Regions from separate parts of the Mus musculus genome. Here region 2 is linked to region 1. Evidence: chromatin loops called from intact Hi-C (ENCODE). Cell type or tissue: left cerebral cortex. All regions are shown on one strand. Each heading gives the region's core, and the rest is flanking DNA. Links, peaks and the distances in the headings are about the cores only. Region 1 overlaps Gm34654 (a long non-coding RNA gene). Region 2 has its middle 26 kb from the start of Gcm1.

Region 1 (2,915 bases), core at 147-2,646:
GATATGGACTGGTGACCATTGGTGATATCTTGATGCTGCATAAAGAACACTGGATGATTTGTGGAAAATCTTAGGTTCTAGTCACCCTTCCACTGGCTCACATTTTAATTTGAAAGTGACTTAAACACCCGGTTGGTTGCTCCATGGGGGGAGAGGAGAAGGAGTGTACTTTTTATGATTCTCTGATTCCAAAGGATCAAGCAATGAAAATATGATTTCATCCCCACCTTGGCAATTAGCATCAATGTTGGTGCTGTTACTTGTTTCTTCCGACTTCCCAGGGGTCTCAGGAGCATCCTCTCTAGCAGCAGGTTGGGTGCTGACTTCACTGGGTTTTGAGCAAGTTTACCCGCAACACTTTTCGTCATGCATAAGGTTGCCCAAAGGCAAAGTCAGTGTCAGATAATAGCAACAAAGCAGTCCTTCACTGAATAATTTCCAAATACCAATGACTGAGACAGTCTGTGTCACTTAATCAAGACAAAACGTAGTGAAATGAATTGTCAGTGGTGCGTGTGTGTGTGTGTGTGTGTGTGTGTGTGTGTGTGTGTGCATGACATGCCAACCCAGGGCCTCAGTCAGAGCTCTACTGCTGAGCTGGAGATATCCCAGAGGGTCACTACATTTGTGGCTTAGAAGACTGAAATGTCTGGTCTGTAGGTTAAATCAGGCTAGTAGTCTTCCATTGCTTTGAGAAACACAGAGAAAACCCACTCAGATTCTTTGGGCCTGTAGATTCACAGGGTTCCATCCACTTTGTTTCTGGGCCATCATGAGACAGCATCATGGCTGGGCATGTGCTAGAGCAAAGCCACTCACCTGGTGACAGGCAGAAGGTGGCCCTCTCTCCAAGCAGGGGTGAAGAGAGACATAGCCTTCAGTGGCCCTCTCCCTAGCAGGGGTGAGGGGAGACATAGCCTTCAGTGGCACTCTCCCCGAGCAGGGGTGAGGGGAGACATAGCCTTCAGTGGCACTCTCCCGAGCAGGGGTGAAGGGAGACATAGTCTTCAGTGGCACTCTCCCCGAGCAGGGGTGAGGGGAGACATAGCCTTCAGTGGCACTCTCCCGAGCAGGGGTGAGGGGAGATGGAGCACTCTCTCTTTATGTAGCCTACTTCCTCCAGGGAGGGCCTATATGCTAATAGCCCTTATCTATGAACTTACCGACAGACTCACCTACTTTCTGTAGATGAGTTTAGAACATTCCTGATCTATTCACCTCACTGGGCCCCACTCTAAGCATTACTGCATTTGGGAGTCAAGCCTTCACTATATGGATCTTTGGAGACTCTTCCTATTTAAAGTCCTTCAGACACACCTGCTGAAGCTATCTACCCCTCCAGAGCCTTTCCACAGGCAGGTTGTGTCCTTATGGTTTTTGATAAATTATAACTTTCATAGTACTTGAGTTGAACGACATAACGTAAAATTAACGTGCTCACTTTCACTTCTGAACGTGGACATTAGAGACGAGAACAAAGCTTTCTAAGTACCTTGAAATTCCAGCAGTGCCCCCATGGTGGCGGTATAACACCACCATGTCAATATGCCTGCAGTCTTCCAGGCTCAGGACCTCACCTACAGGCAAAGGCACAAACTCCAGAACCCAGGGAACCGCAAAATCAGGTTACTCTGAAGGAGACAAAGGGTCTCATGCATCTGGGTTAATAACCTTAGAAACAAAGAAACACAACTCACTTTCCAGACAGAGGAAACAGTTTCTTACAGGGACACAAAGCGTCTACTTGGTGAGAGCGCCCTTTTCATAAGTACTGGACAGCAGCCAGCAGCAAACACAATAGCCCTGTCTACAAATGTTTTTCCCATTTCCTCGGCCCCCTGAAAGCAAGCATTTGAGAATAAATAGTTCAGTTCTCCTTTCCTGGATGGCCCCTATGGCTGTAAACAAAAGGACAACTGGACCATAGAAATGTCACATATTTGTCTTGGCTGTGTATGACCTTATGAGCCCCTGCCTGGGAATTACACTAACAGCCAAAAAACATGATTCAGTCAAGGTTCTCAAAGTGCTTTATGGAGAGTAATGAACATACCTCTGGAACCCTAAACATACCAGGCCATAAGCATTTACTGAGTTATAGCCAAGTCCAATAGTCACTCAGCGCAAGTTGGGTCTTTGTTGTTGTAGTGGTTTGATTCTACACACACACACACACACACACACACACATACACACACACACGTTTTTTATTAGATATTTTCTCATTTACATTTCAAATGCTATCCCAAAAGTCCCCTATACCCTCCCCCCCGCTCTGCTCCCCTACCCATTTAATCTCACTTCTCGGCCCTGGCGTTCCCCTGTACTGGAGCATATAAAGTTTGCAATACCAAGGAACTTCTCTTCCCAATGATGGCTGACTAGGCCATCTTCTGATACATATGTAGCTAGAGACACGAGCTCCGGGGTACTGATTAGTTCATATTGTTGTTCCACCTATAGGGTTGCAGACCCCTTCAGCTCCTTGGGTACTTTCTCTAGCTCCTATATTGGGGGCCCTGTGTTCCATCCAATAGATGACTGTGAGCATCCACTTCTGTATTTTCCAGGCACTGGCATAGCCTCATAGGAGACAGCTATACCAGGGTTCCTTAAGCAAAATCTTGCTGGCATATGCAATAGTGCCTGCATTTGGTGGCTGATTCTTTAGCAATTGGAACCATTTACTGATCAACAGAATTAGCTTCCATAGGTCTTCCTTTTACCCCATGACTCTTGGACATGGCTGGCTAGACTAGAGGCAAATGCTTAACGCAGGAGAGGCACCTCAGAGCCACTGAGGGTCTGGCCTTTGAGAGTCAGCTAGCACACAGGCACGGGATACTACTTCCAGCAATGGGGAGATGTTAGGGAGATAAACTCAGGACTCCTGAGGCTGAGGTCAGGGTTGTCCA
Region 2 (2,915 bases), core at 109-2,608, 270 kb after region 1:
GTCACAGTCAACCAGACAACAACCACTCCCTTATGTGCTAGTCATTTTCACGAGGACAGGGGCATTGTCAGCACCGTGTGTGGTAATATTAGTTATTGTGGGTATAAGGGGGTGGGGAGTGAAAGAAGAAAGCAAACACTGTAAGTCTAGTAAGTAGTAGTATGGTGGTGGGGAGGATGGAGGGGAAGGAACGTCAATAGGAGTTGGGACTGTAGGGAGAAAGATGGGGGCGAGGGAGCTGGGGCTAAAGGTATACTAAAGAGGGAGGGAGGGGGAAGAAGGGAGGGCGAGAGAGAAGCAATAGAACCTAGGTGGCCAGCTAAAATGAAGTTGGGCATTAAATATAGAAGGTAAACTGGGCGGGGACCTAGGATGTGACAACTGTCTAGCCTAGTTGTTGGCCGTCCTCTGCACTTTCTTTAAAAACTGTGTCGGCCCAGGGATAGTGGCACTGAAGAATCTGTAAGAAGACTGGCCTTCCCATCTCTCCAGCCTGGATTTGGTCCATGCCAGTCATCAAGGAAATCAAACTGATTGAGAAAAGTAGACACTGGCATGCGGACTTGGATAGAAATGGCTCACTAGCTACTCCTAACAACAAGCCTCCGTCAATGCAAAAATCATGCATATTCCCAAGGCCTCTGGAGCCCTGGCAGTGTGAATGAGACACTGTGACCTCCTACAAAGTGGCTTCACAGGAACATCAGGGAGATGAGTGGGGTTTCTTGACACTAATCTTGTATGCTAGAAAAATAAAACAAAAACTAAGAACAAGGACAATGAAGTTTCCAACCCAAGCTTTTATCTGATGAAAGGCTGATTGTAGTGCATTTTCTTAATTAGTGATTGATGTGGGAGGGCCCAGTCCTTGTGGGAGGTGCCCCTGGACATATTGTTTCTGGGTGCTATAAGAAAGCAGGTGTATGTAGCAAGCCAGTAAGCAGTACTCCTCCATGGCCTCTGCATCAGCTCCTGCCTCCTGGTTCCTGCCCTGACATCCCTTAGTGATGGAGTATGCACTAAGAAACCTTTTCTTCCCCAAGAAGCAATGGAAACCCCTAACTAAGACAGAAGCCTTGGTGCTGATGGAGTTTCTTCAGGACTGACTGTTTCTCAGTCTGACAAACAGACATACACTCTGCCCAACACACACACACACACACACACACAGGCCAACACCACAAAGTAATATATTAAAAACCCGGACACTCTGCCCAACACACACACACACACACACACACACACACACCACACACACATCACACACACACACACACACACACACACCACACACATCACACACACACACACACACCACACACACATCACACACACATCACACAGGCCAACACCACAAAGTAATATATTAAAAACCCAGGCATACACTCTGCCCAACACACACACACACACACACACACACACACACACACACAGGCCAACACCACAAAGTAATATATTAAAAACCGGGACAGGAGTGACATCTAGTGGCAAAACCACAAGGCACTGGAATCAGGGTTTTAAAGGAATTGAGGAATTAGCCAGGAGTAGATGCCTTTAATTCCAGCAGAGGCAGGTGGATCACTGTGAGTTCCAGGTCAGCCAGGACTACACGGTGAGACCCTGTCTCAAGAAACAAATGTAACTGTTATATGAGACCTTTCATCCAACCCTCTTTGCCACTCCCAAGGTTCAGGAAACATTGTGGAAGGGGGAGCAGAATGCCTGAATTGCCTGCCTGACATTCCCACGATAGATCTATTGCTATACACGGAAACACACCCCTTCCTTCAACCCTAGGTTCGTTTCTGTCAGGATATTTTCTTTTTAGAGAAAGCAACTTTGTTTTTAGATTTATTCAGTTGGTTTTTATGTAGGTGAGTGTTTGCATGCATGTATGTGTATGTGCCGTGTTCATGCCTGGTGCCCACTGATGTCAGGTCCATGGTGCCCGAGTTACACATGGTTTTGAGTCACCTGATATAGGTACTGGAAACTGAACTCAGGTCCTTTGCAGGATCAGTATGTGTACGGACCTAACTGCTGAGCCATCTCTCCAACTTCATCTTTTAAAAATAGATTTTCTTGGAAACTATCTAAAAGTCCTTCAACTGACAAATGGATAACAAAAATGTGGCACATATATACCATGGACTACTACTCAGCTGTAAAGAAAAATGAAATCATAAAATCTACAGGTATATGAATGGAACTAAAAAAGACCATATTGAGTAAGGTAACCCAGAACCAGAATGGCAAATCTTCAGAAGTGAATACATATCCTGGAGAAAATTCAGAAACCAGAAAGTAGAAAAGGACCATTGCGGGGAGGAGAAGCGGGGAAATAGCTGGTATAAGTAATCTTGTGAGAAAATTAGTGGGCGTCTAGTTAGGGGTAGGGAGATGGTGATAAAATAAAGGTAAGGGTATCTGAGAAAGTCATAAGGAATCATACTATTATCTACCCAAACTATTGATAATCCACATGAGTCTCTGTAAACATATATTTATAGTTTAAGTTAAAAATTTCCATCTGGGCTGATGGCACTCCCTCCCTGAGCCAAAGACCACCTGATGAAAACTCTAACACCAGACAGGAGAAGCCCTCATTTGAGTTGTTGATCAGGGTTGTTCAAGAGATTCCCAAAACATTACAGATTTTGCTACTGCCCTTGGTGGCCCCCAAGAGGTGGAAGGTCCCTTTTTTATTGCTGAAGACACCATGTACTTCAGACACAAGGCCCAAAGGCCCCTGAGCTGAAACTGACATACAAAGCTCCTTCCTAGGAACTAGTTTCATGGTACCCAAAGGCAGGTTCCAAAGGAGAGGCAGCCAAGCCTTACATAGCTATGATGTTCAAGAAACACAGCAATGACCCGCATGGTGAGATAACCCTAAGGGTGAAGCAGTGGCACAC

The links. Hi-C counts contacts between places; a loop is a spot of excess contacts. Peaks named below come from ENCODE experiments on the same cell type or tissue, not always from the same donor. Only the 100,000 strongest peaks of a DNase experiment are listed, where the experiment ranks them.
Region 2: it touches region 1 in a loop (4-fold over the local background); 1 of 42 quality-filtered maps calls a loop at or near these places.

What each region holds. Positions count from the first base shown.
Region 1 is chr9:77,805,435-77,808,349 of GRCm38, forward strand. Gm34654 (a long non-coding RNA gene) reads right to left here. Exons shown (of 5, transcript XR_379642.4): 4 at 1,493-1,671. Among named protein-coding and RNA genes, the nearest start is that of Gm34654, 45 kb to the right of the region's middle. In left cerebral cortex, for the core only: a CTCF peak has its summit at 1,527; a DNase peak (open chromatin) is centred at 1,520; H3K4me3 peaks cover 233 bases; H3K27ac peaks cover 302 bases.
Region 2 is chr9:78,076,976-78,079,890 of GRCm38, forward strand. No RefSeq gene overlaps it. Among named protein-coding and RNA genes, the nearest start is that of Gcm1, 26 kb to the left of the region's middle. In left cerebral cortex, for the core only: a CTCF peak has its summit at 1,501 (motif pointing left); a DNase peak (open chromatin) is centred at 1,507.